2 separate regions of the Homo sapiens genome follow, and region 1 is linked to region 2. Evidence: chromatin contacts called from ENCODE Hi-C or POLR2A ChIA-PET data. All regions are on one chromosome and are shown on one strand. Each heading gives the region's core, a stretch centred on a gene start or an enhancer-like site at or near the end of the contact. The rest is flanking DNA. Distances are from core to core; before and after follow the strand shown.

What was found. Hi-C counts contacts between places; a loop is a spot of excess contacts on that map. ChIA-PET counts read pairs that join two places held with the same protein, here RNA polymerase II (POLR2A). Pooled maps may share reads with other maps.
Region 1: a loop to region 2 is called in a map of CD14-positive monocyte, with 2.5 times the contacts of the local background. The contact joins two enhancer-like sites. A Hi-C loop is called at or near these places in 5 of 168 maps with a recorded cell type or tissue (B cell, CD14-positive monocyte, K562 and 2 more), 8 of 37 single-sample maps with no recorded cell type and 13 of 50 pooled maps. POLR2A ChIA-PET finds 5 or more read pairs at or near these places in 5 of 52 experiments (HCT116, MCF 10A, activated B cell and 2 more).

What each region holds. Positions count from the first base shown.
Region 1 is chr1:241,590,226-241,595,522 of GRCh38, forward strand. KMO (kynurenine 3-monooxygenase) reads left to right here. Exons shown (of 15, transcript NM_003679.5): 14 at 1-38; 15 at 1,728-5,297. The coding sequence ends at 1,928. OPN3 (opsin 3) reads right to left here. Exons shown (of 4, transcript NM_014322.3): 4 at 2,899-4,466. The coding sequence ends at 4,203. Among named protein-coding and RNA genes, the nearest start is that of CHML, 47 kb to the right of the region's middle. Within about 2 kb of position 1,251, at least 4 of the 41 ENCODE cell types and tissues checked have a DNase peak (open chromatin) inside an H3K27ac peak, as active enhancers do; they include CD14-positive monocyte, where a contact is called at or near this core.
Region 2 is chr1:241,550,755-241,555,426 of GRCh38, forward strand. It overlaps KMO (kynurenine 3-monooxygenase), which reads left to right. Exons shown (of 15, transcript NM_003679.5): 4 at 201-290. Among named protein-coding and RNA genes, the nearest start is that of KMO, 21 kb to the left of the region's middle. Within about 2 kb of position 1,382, at least 10 of the 41 ENCODE cell types and tissues checked have a DNase peak (open chromatin) inside an H3K27ac peak, as active enhancers do; they include CD14-positive monocyte, where a contact is called at or near this core.

The sequences.
Region 1 (5,297 bases), core at 1-2,500, 39 kb after region 2:
ACCATGAGGCTGTGCAGCGTTGGCATTGGCAAAAAAAGGTTGGAACAGTTACATTTTATTTATTTTTTAATGTGGTGTTTTGAAATGTCATAGTATTATGATTATGTTTGTTTCCAACAAATACAGAAATAATGGGACAGACACCAACTGTTTGCCTTCCAAACAGAAACTGTCCTGAGTACAGAGAGGGAACAGTGCTTACTGAAAAACATTACAAGGAGGTGGCAAAGAGAGCTTTTGAAGGGAAGAATCTCAAGATAGAAACTGATGCTAATATTTCTCAACTTTTTACTTTATTTTAGCAAGATGTACTGTTCTTGATTTTTGCTTCATGCAATATTCTTATGAGTTTAATTTGTAAAATTAGACAGAACTGAATCACTTTTAAAAGATCTATTCCAATGGAATGCTATAATACATCCATTTTGGGCAGTTGGCCTAGAGAAGCCATTAAATGGAAGGAATTCTGATTCCCTAGTCTTCCACTTTGGGGATTTTACAACGTCATTTATTCAACAGACAGTTTTATTTGGTACATAGATAGCACTGAGCTGGCATGGTGATGAACATGACCAGTTCACACCTTTCACAAAGCTCAGAGGCTAGTAGGGGATACAGACAGTGGCACTGGAGAGAGATAAACTGCCCCCGAGGAGAACAGGAGGGGCCAGGACAGGGGAAGGCGGAAGACACATGAGAAACATATTTCAGTGGAGCTGGAAGGCAGCACAGTGTGTGAGAATGGTCAGAGGGTGGAGGCGGGGCTTTAAACACCTGGAGTATTATCTTGAGAGAAACAGGGAGCCCAGGGAGGCCAGCAGACTCAGGTATGGATTTTAGAAAGATGTCTATATGGAGAATGGATTGGAAGAAATCAAGGTTTATCTGTGCAAGATGAATAAAACAGGGCCCCCACCCTTAAGGAGCTGAAAGTCTAAAAGGGGAAAAGATACCAGCAGGCAGTTAGAATGCAGGACAGTAAGTGCGGGGATAGAAATAGGCCAGGCAAATCCTTCAAGGAGGGATAAAAGTCAATCTTCAAACATTAACTTAAGCAGACCAAAAATTCTGATGACCACATCTAGATTATTTTTTATAAAAATGATTTTCACTATAGCTATGTTAGTTATGCTAAGCTACTGTCCAATCTCTTGTGATGTGTAACTTTTACATGTGAGTATTCAAGTAGATTTCTCTGTCAAAAAAAAAAAAAGAAAAGAAATAGGCCAGGATGCCATGGGAAAGCACCTGACTCAGGCTGGAATGAGCCTCAGGCCACTGTTTACAGCTGGTGTTTAGTCTCCACATAAGTCTTAGTCACAGAGGCCACCAGGCCACCACTCTTCTCCTGGAGACTTTTGGGAAGCTTCTGAGAAGGAATGAATGATGTGTGGCCCCAGCACAGCAGTACTCTTCTAAGAATTCACAGCTCTTTTTCTAAACTGCAAAGGTTTTTTAATGGCTGGACAAAAGCTGACTGCTAAATTTTTTTCATACAGAAGACCTGGATTCATGAGTTTCCTGGGAGAGAGGGAGAAGGGAGGCTCCCAATCCTTGACTTTATCTTGATCTTATCAGTTCCTGATCTGGTGGTCATGCAAGTAAATTGTTGTTTCAGGTTAAAGAACAAAGAGGACATTGTTTACCCCTTTGTTGTTAAAAAATGAAGTCTATTTTCAGATTTTAATCTCTGGACAAATGAAATGAGAGTTCTTGCTGTCTTACAGGTGATAAACAAAGGACTCTTTTTCTTGGGATCACTGATAGCCATCAGCAGTACCTACCTACTTATACACTACATGTCACCACGATCTTTCCTCCGCTTGAGAAGACCATGGAACTGGATAGCTCACTTCCGGAATACAACATGTTTCCCCGCAAAGGCCGTGGACTCCCTAGAACAAATTTCCAATCTCATTAGCAGGTGATAGAAAGGTTTTGTGGTAGCAAATGCATGATTTCTCTGTGACCAAAATTAAGCATGAAAAAAATGTTTCCATTGCCATATTTGATTCACTAGTGGAAGATAGTGTTCTGCTTATAATTAAACTGAATGTAGAGTATCTCTGTATGTTAATTGCAATTACTGGTTGGGGGGTGCATTTTAAAAGATGAAACATGCAGCTTCCCTACATTACACACACTCAGGTTGAGTCATTCTAACTATAAAAGTGCAATGACTAAGATCCTTCACTTCTCTGAAAGTAAGGCCCTAGATGCCTCAGGGAAGACAGTAATCATGCCTTTTCTTTAAAAGACACAATAGGACTCGCAACAGCATTGACTCAACACCTAGGACTAAAAATCACAACTTAACTAGCATGTTAACTGCACTTTTCATTACGTGAATGGAACTTACCTAACCACAGGGCTCAGACTTACTAGATAAAACCAGAAATGGAAATAAGGAATTCAGGGGAGTTCCAGAGACTTACAAAATGAACTCATTTTATTTTCCCACCTTCAAATATAAGTATTATCATCTATCTGTTTATCGTCTATCTATCTATCATCTATCTATCTATCTATCATCTATCTATCTATCTATCTATCTATCTATCTATCTATCTATCTCTATTTATTTATGTATTTAGAGATCAGGTCTCACTCTGTTGACCAGGCTGGAGTGCAGTGGTGAGATCTGGGTTCACTGCAACCTCTGCCTCCTGGGCTCAAGCAATCCTCCCACTTCAGCCTCCCAAATAGCTGGGGCTACCATGGTATTTTTCAGTAGAGACCGGGTCTTGCCATGCTGCCCAGGCCAGTCTCAAACTCCTGGCCTCATGTGATCTGCCCACCTCAGCCTCCCAAAGTACAGGGATTAGAGTTGTGAGCCACCGCTGCCAGCCCAGAGTTACCCTCTAAAGATAAGAAAAAGGCTATTAATATCATACTAAGTGAAGGACAGGAAAGGGTTTTATTCATAAATTAAATGTCTACATGTGCCAGAATGGAAAGGAAACAAGGGGAGACAACTTTTATAGAAATACAAAGCCATTACTTTATTCAATTTCAGACCCTCAGAAGCAATTTACTAATTTATTCTTCGACTACATACTGCAGCAGAACCAGCAATACACTTGATTTTTAAAAGCACATTTAGTGAAATGTTTTCTTTGGTTCATCCTTCTTTAACAGGCTGCTGAGTCACTCAGAAATCCTTCAAACATGATTAATTATGAAGATGAAACACTAGAGTCATATAAGAAATAAAAATTGGGCAATAAAATAAAATGATTCAGTGTTTCTTTTCTATATTGTCAATGAAAACCTTGAGTTCTAATAATCCATGTTCAGTTTGTAGGGAAAGAAAAAATAATTTTTCCTTCTACCCACTTTAGGTTCCTTGGCTGGGGCCCCTATAACAAAAGACAGATTGACAAGAGAAAAACAAACATAAATTTATTAGCGGGTATATGTAATATATATGTGGGAAATACAGGGGAATGAGCAAATCTCAAAGAGCTGGCGTCTTAGAACTCCCTGGCTTATATAGCATCGACAAAGAACAGTAAATTTTTAGAGAAACAACAAAACAAAGAAAAAGAGCTTTGAGTCTGTAGGGGCAGCAATTTGGGGGAAGCAAATATATGGGAGTTTGCCTTGTAGATTCCTCTGGTGCTGGTCTCCAGGCTGACAAGGATTCAAAGTTGTCTCTGAAACTCCTCTTTGTCATACTGCACATATAAAACGTCTTTTGTTTCCAACAAGAGGATTTTCTTTTTCATTCTAGAATTATCTCCTTGATAACTTGATCAGATATAGGACATGACACTGAATAGAGTCCAACAGTACAAAAAAAATTCAGTATGTTCTAGCTACTTCACACATGTGTACGCGACAGTTATTTTTACAGTAAGGTATTTTCGAGAAAAATGCATTACGTGTTTTGGAAAATAGAGTAATTTAAAAAATATATTTGAAATGAAAATCTCCAACACATTAGAAGATGATGATGTTAGATGCCCATCGTGTGCCACAAGTGGTTTTTTCATTATGTAAAGCACCCGTTGAATTAAAAGAATTTGTTTTTGTTCAACCTCTTCCTGAGGCCCAAGAGCATATGGGCAATTCGGATTTCCTGCTGGACCACAAGGTTCTGTTGATATTACATAGAACGGGTATTCCAGACACTTCTTATGATGAAAGTCCAAAAGTGGCATCCAATTTAAGGCCCCATCTTTCGTTGCCATTCTTCATTCCTACAAAGGACGAACTTGGATTACATCAACTTTGGACCCATTGGTTTTGTCGCTGTCGTCAACTGACAGTGATTCATCACTGGTGATGATAAAAATGATGGAAGAAGAGTTGAAAGTCACTTTTTTCTTTGGCCTGTCCCCATCTTTCTGTGACATCACAATGGGTCTGATCTGCATTTCACTTCCAGCTGCTGGTAGGTCTTTAGCAGGCCTCTGGCACCTCAGCAGTCGGAGGCACAGAAGCTGCAAAAGGGATCTTCGAAACTGGGCAGAGAAAAAATAAAGTGGAATATTAAGTAAAAGTTGGGCACTAATCTGGATTAACATTCGAGGAAATCAGTTGAGCTGAATTTAAGTTGTTTTTTGTTTGTTAGCAGGTGTGGATGTGGGGTTATGTGGTCATGCTCAGATCTACCTAAATCACCCCAGAGCTTTATGTCTTTTATTCATTCTAATTCTTATTAACCGGAATATGTAGGACCATTTCAATACCTTGTAATCCTCCAAGCTTCAATCTGCACACACTTTCTATGAGGGCAGGTACAACTATTAAGAGATTTTGAACATTAAGTTAGTCCACAAATATTCAGTGGGCATCTACTAGGTGACAGCCACTGTGCTATAATTAGAGACTTTTTACTATAAGCATCAAAAACAGATAAGGCTCTTCCTGGCAGAGTTTACAGCCTGGTGTACTTGCTAATGTCTCTTTAATTAGGTGAAGAATTTTTTTTTTCTATCGAAATTACTAATCAGTTGGGGAAAAAAATACTATAGCAGACAGCACTAATGTCATCAACAAACATTGTTCTTCTCCGTGTCCTGGGTACAACATCGAATAATATTTCTTGGCCTCCTTTCCGCTTCTCCTCTCTGCTGTTCCTCTCTACAAGAACCTGGGAGGCCAACGCCTAAAGATCATAATATCACACAATGGAAGGAACCTAGATTCCTAAATGACTGCATAGGACAGATCCCATCTCCTCCACCCAATACATTATTAGACTGAACTGTGACCTGAAATGAGCAATAAACTCTGTATTAATTCACTGAAATGTTGGGGTTGCTTGTTATAGTAGTCGGTCCATCATGACC
Region 2 (4,672 bases), core at 132-2,631:
AGATTAAAAAAACAAACTAAAAGCTTCAGGATCACCATTTTCATTGAAGGAGTTTCTACCACGTTGGGCTTCTATGGTCTTTCACAATTTTTAAAATTTCTTGGAGAATATATGAAATTACATTTAAAAATCAACTTCTATCTTTCTTGCATAATGCCATGTTACTGTCATTGAAGTCAATATTTCTGGTTTCATTTCAGATTGTATCCCAAGGTATTCCCATGAGAGCAAGAATGATCCACTCTCTTTCAGGAAAAAAGTCTGCAATTCCCTATGGGACAAAGTCTCAGGTAGGTTTACCCCGGAGATCATTGTGCATTGATTATAAGGAAGTCAAAGTCTGGAACTTGCCTCTTGTTTGATGGCCCCTCTCTCTCCAGCCCTATCTCTGACATTGCTTGGCTCAGTCTAGACCCCAGGAATACAGATACTAGTTGGCAAGTTTATTCAGAGGAGATGCTCAAAACAAGCCCCAGCCCAGAATAAACATTCAGGAAGAATTAGCTGTTACTGCTCTTATTGTGTCATTTCTTGCCTTTGCGCTGCCCTGCTACCTGGGACAGCCTTTCCTTCTTTTCTCCTTTTCAATTAGGTAGAGAAGATGACTATCTTATTTGTCGTCAAGCATAATGTACAAGAACAATCTAGAAGGTTTCATGATGTTGTTGCCCTTCCCTAACTCACCCTCTTGCTCAAAATTGGGCTTATAATAGAATGTATGGAATGATCCAGAAATGCTTTGAGTACTACATGATTTCTAAAAGAACAGAGGCCAGATGAAGATGGAGAGTTTATGAAAGGAGACTCATTATCCTGCTCTGTGCTTTCCCTATCTTTCACACAGTAACACACAGAACAGGGGGAAATATGTATTTGTATTTTATCTAATTAGACCTTCTGATTCTGTTTCTTGAGAGAGAATGAATGCACCAAACATCCATCGACAACAGAAAAACTCCAACTTCCTTTATTTTTATCCAGCCATGCCTCCTTTTATGAAGTGCAGCGTCTGAGTGAGAATTCATATTCTTCTAAGTCTCTGACCCTCAGCAGAGCTCTCATTGAAACTAGACCTGTGCTTCTCATACTCACCCGGGATCCTGTTAAAATGCAGTCTGATTCATTAGGACTGGGGTGGAGGCGGAGGTTCTACGTTTCTAACGAGCTTCCGGGTGTTTACTTCTTTCACTGAGTTGAGAGTGAAATCAACGTAATCGTCTCACTGTTCACTTGTATTAACAAGGAATGTCCTGAGGAAGGCCAAGTCATCATAGCCGCCCCCGCTTCAGAGACTGAACCAGTAATGTATCCATAGATAAGATACGGTTCAAATATCAGAAAAGCTAAATGAGGAGAGGGACTTGGAGATGACACCATCACCCCACCACCTTGTCTGTGTGTGTGTGAGTGTGAGTGTGTGTGAGAGAGAGAGAGAGAGAGAGAGAAAGAGCGTGCATACATTCCCCAAGAGAGTGAAAGCGTTGGTGTGAGTTCCCTTTTTGCGGCCTTCAATGCATTACAAGGAGGAAACGGCCCCTCCCGCATCATTCCTGCTACTTCTCAATTCTTAAGAACTCAGTTTATGCAAAATTTATAGGGGCCCCACATACTTCAGTTTTTCTTTATCGTCACTTTTATATCTCAGTCAAATATGGCGGCCTCCTTGCCCTTTAAGAACTGCATAAAATTGCTTTACCTGGTCAGTTCCACAGCCTGTGGGAGCACAAAGCCATTCCCATGACTCCGGGATTTCTTCACATCCCCGGGAGCCCACCTTCTCTTGGCCTCCTTTGCCTCTTGGTACCCCACTCCCTCTCACCTGGTATTGGCCGTGTACCATGGTGGTCCGGATTTGAAATATATCTCCTCCACCAATTCCCACAGACAACACTCACTCAAAAGATGCATGGGTCTGCTGAAGACCTACGGGTCATGAAGAGACCTCGTTGTGGATGGCACGGGCGATAATTTAGAAATCTCTAATCTGCAAATTTTGACCTCCAAAATCCTTTCTGACTCCCTTCCCTGGCCTCCCTCCTTCAGCTGTTTTTTCTTTTGAACTTTCTCCAATGTGATGTCCAGATTCTTCTTGTCTTGCTGGGTCCTCCCATCTTCTCCCCAAATTGCCCTGGAAACTGTCAAAATATTCTCTAATATACAGAGCAGGTCAGAGCTCCTCAGTTCTTAATCCTAACCTAACCTCTTATGCTCAAAATAGAGAAATGGCTCCCCCTTAGTAGAAAACATTCTCATTTGAAGGTATTGAGAATAGATAAAATAAACTTTTTTTCTAATATGTCTGAGGTAGTCAGTACTACAACTAATGTCTTACAGATCTCCAAAGGATATATCTAACCTTTTTTAGGTTTTACTATTATCTTTTTGGTTACAGAGGCCACTTTATAGCGCTTGACTTGTTTATTCTTATTTATTCTTCATCAGATCAATCTTGTAGAATTAAATATTGGAGAAGTAAGACTTGATGGGAACGACTCAAATATTTGGTTATGATATAATACTGTCCAAAGATATGGAGTAGACTAGAAAGGGACATTCTGGTGTTCCTGCAGGGATGACAAGTCTATCAGTTCCCAGATGACTGATGTGGAAAGAAAATATTTTCCCCATGTAAATTAATCTTCATAATTTGGGCCAAGCACAGTGGCTGACACCTGTAATCCCAGAACTTTGGGAGGCCAAGGTAGGTGGATTGCTTGAGCCCAGGAGTTCAAAACCAGCCTGGGCAACATGGCAAGACCCTGTTTCTATAAAAAAATTTAAAAATTAGCCGGGCATGGTGGCATGGGCCTGTACTCCCAGCAACTTGGGAGACTTAAGGTGGGAAGATCGCTTGAGCCCGGGAGGTTGAGGCTGCAGTGAGCCATGATCACACCACTACACTCCAGCCTGGGGAACAGCAAGACCCTGTCTCAAAAATTTTTTAAAAAATTAAAAATTAAAAAAGCTTTATAATTTGAATGTTTCCTAACATAATTTAAATAGCAAGTTTGATTTCTGTTGAAATACAGTCTATTAATAACCTAGCTTTGAGGCAGAGAATGAAGATGTTTCTGTTCATTTTAAATTATACAAAGACCAGAATTTCCTCTTCAGTCATTGCCACTGACCAAGTTATTTTTACACCAAGTATAGATTTAGCTGCCAATGTATACTTCTACTTTTGGATGAGGTGAAGATTTATAAATTAGTGTATATGTGTTAAAAATATTTGTTATGTCCCATAATTTGGAAAATTATATGCTTTAAAGTTTTAAAGAATAGATTCACCCTGAATTACCAGCTTGCATTATGACTTTAATGGGCCCCAGGTGGGCACTTTGGCCTCCATGGGCTCCTTTTCTAGAAAAAGGATAAATATTAAAAATTAGATTTTATGGGTTCATTGGTATAAAGATTAATAAAATCCAGGCCAGATTTATTATTACATATTTTTTATTACATAATACTTTTCTTTCCTTCCTTCCTTCCTTCCTTCCTTCCTTCCTTCCTTCCTTCCTTCCTTCCTTCCTCCCTTCTTTCTTTCTAGACAGAGTCTCACTCACTCTGTCATCCAGGCTGAAGTGCAGTAATGTGATCTCGGCTCACTGCAACTTAGGCCTCTCGGGTTCAAGCAGTCCTGCCTCAGCTTCCTGTGACTACAGGCACGCGCCACCAGACCCGGCTTGTTTTTGTATTTTTAGTAGAGACGGGGTTTCGCCATGTTGGCCAGGCTGGTCTTAAACTCCTGACCTCAAGTGATCAGCTTGCCTCAGCCTCACAAAGTGCTGGGATTACAGGGATAAGCCACCATGCCTGGCCACTTTTTTCCTCCTGATTTAAAAATAAACTAAAATCAAAACATTTTTACAATACGTTTAAGAGTCCATAAAAATGTTTTGATTTTAGTTTATTTTTAAGTCAGGAGGAAAAAAGTGGCCGGGCGCTGTGGCTCATCCCTGTAATCCCAGCACTTTGGGTGGCCAAGGTCGGTGGATCACCTGAGGTTAGAAGTTCGAGACCAGGCTGGCCAACATGGCAAAACCCCATTTCTACTAAAAATACAAAAAAAAAAAAAAAATTAGCTGAGTGTGGTGGCAGGCACCTGTAATCCCAGCTAGTTGGGAAGCTGAGGCAGGAGAATCACTTGAACCTGGAAGGTGGAGGTTGCAGTGAGCTGAGATCTCACCATTGCACTCCAACCTGGGCAACAGAGCAAGACTCTGTTTCAAAAAAAAAAAAAAGTATTGTACGCCCATAGGCGCTGTGTCTACCTTGCCTCAAGGGAGGGTCAGCTTTGCTGAATTGTCCTATAAAGTCAGAAACAACCAACACATGTTCCATGCAAGGACTGGTCCTATTCCTATCAATCTTCATCCCTGCCACAACCAACACACACACACACGCGTGCACACACACACACTTTTTACATTGAAATGAAATCCTTCAAAGTTGTCTCTTCAGGAAATAGCACTTTGATTCTAGTGATACTGTCATGACTGAAGTTTTTCTAAGAGCTAAATTTGGAGACCTAAGCTGAAAATATTACATTTATGATTTGTTTTTAAAACAGAACTCTCTTGATGAAAATTATATTTTAGCTACAAGAGAAGGATTTGATTTTTAAAGTATTAAACTTTGAAAAAGCCTAAGTGTAAACTTGGATATTGTATTA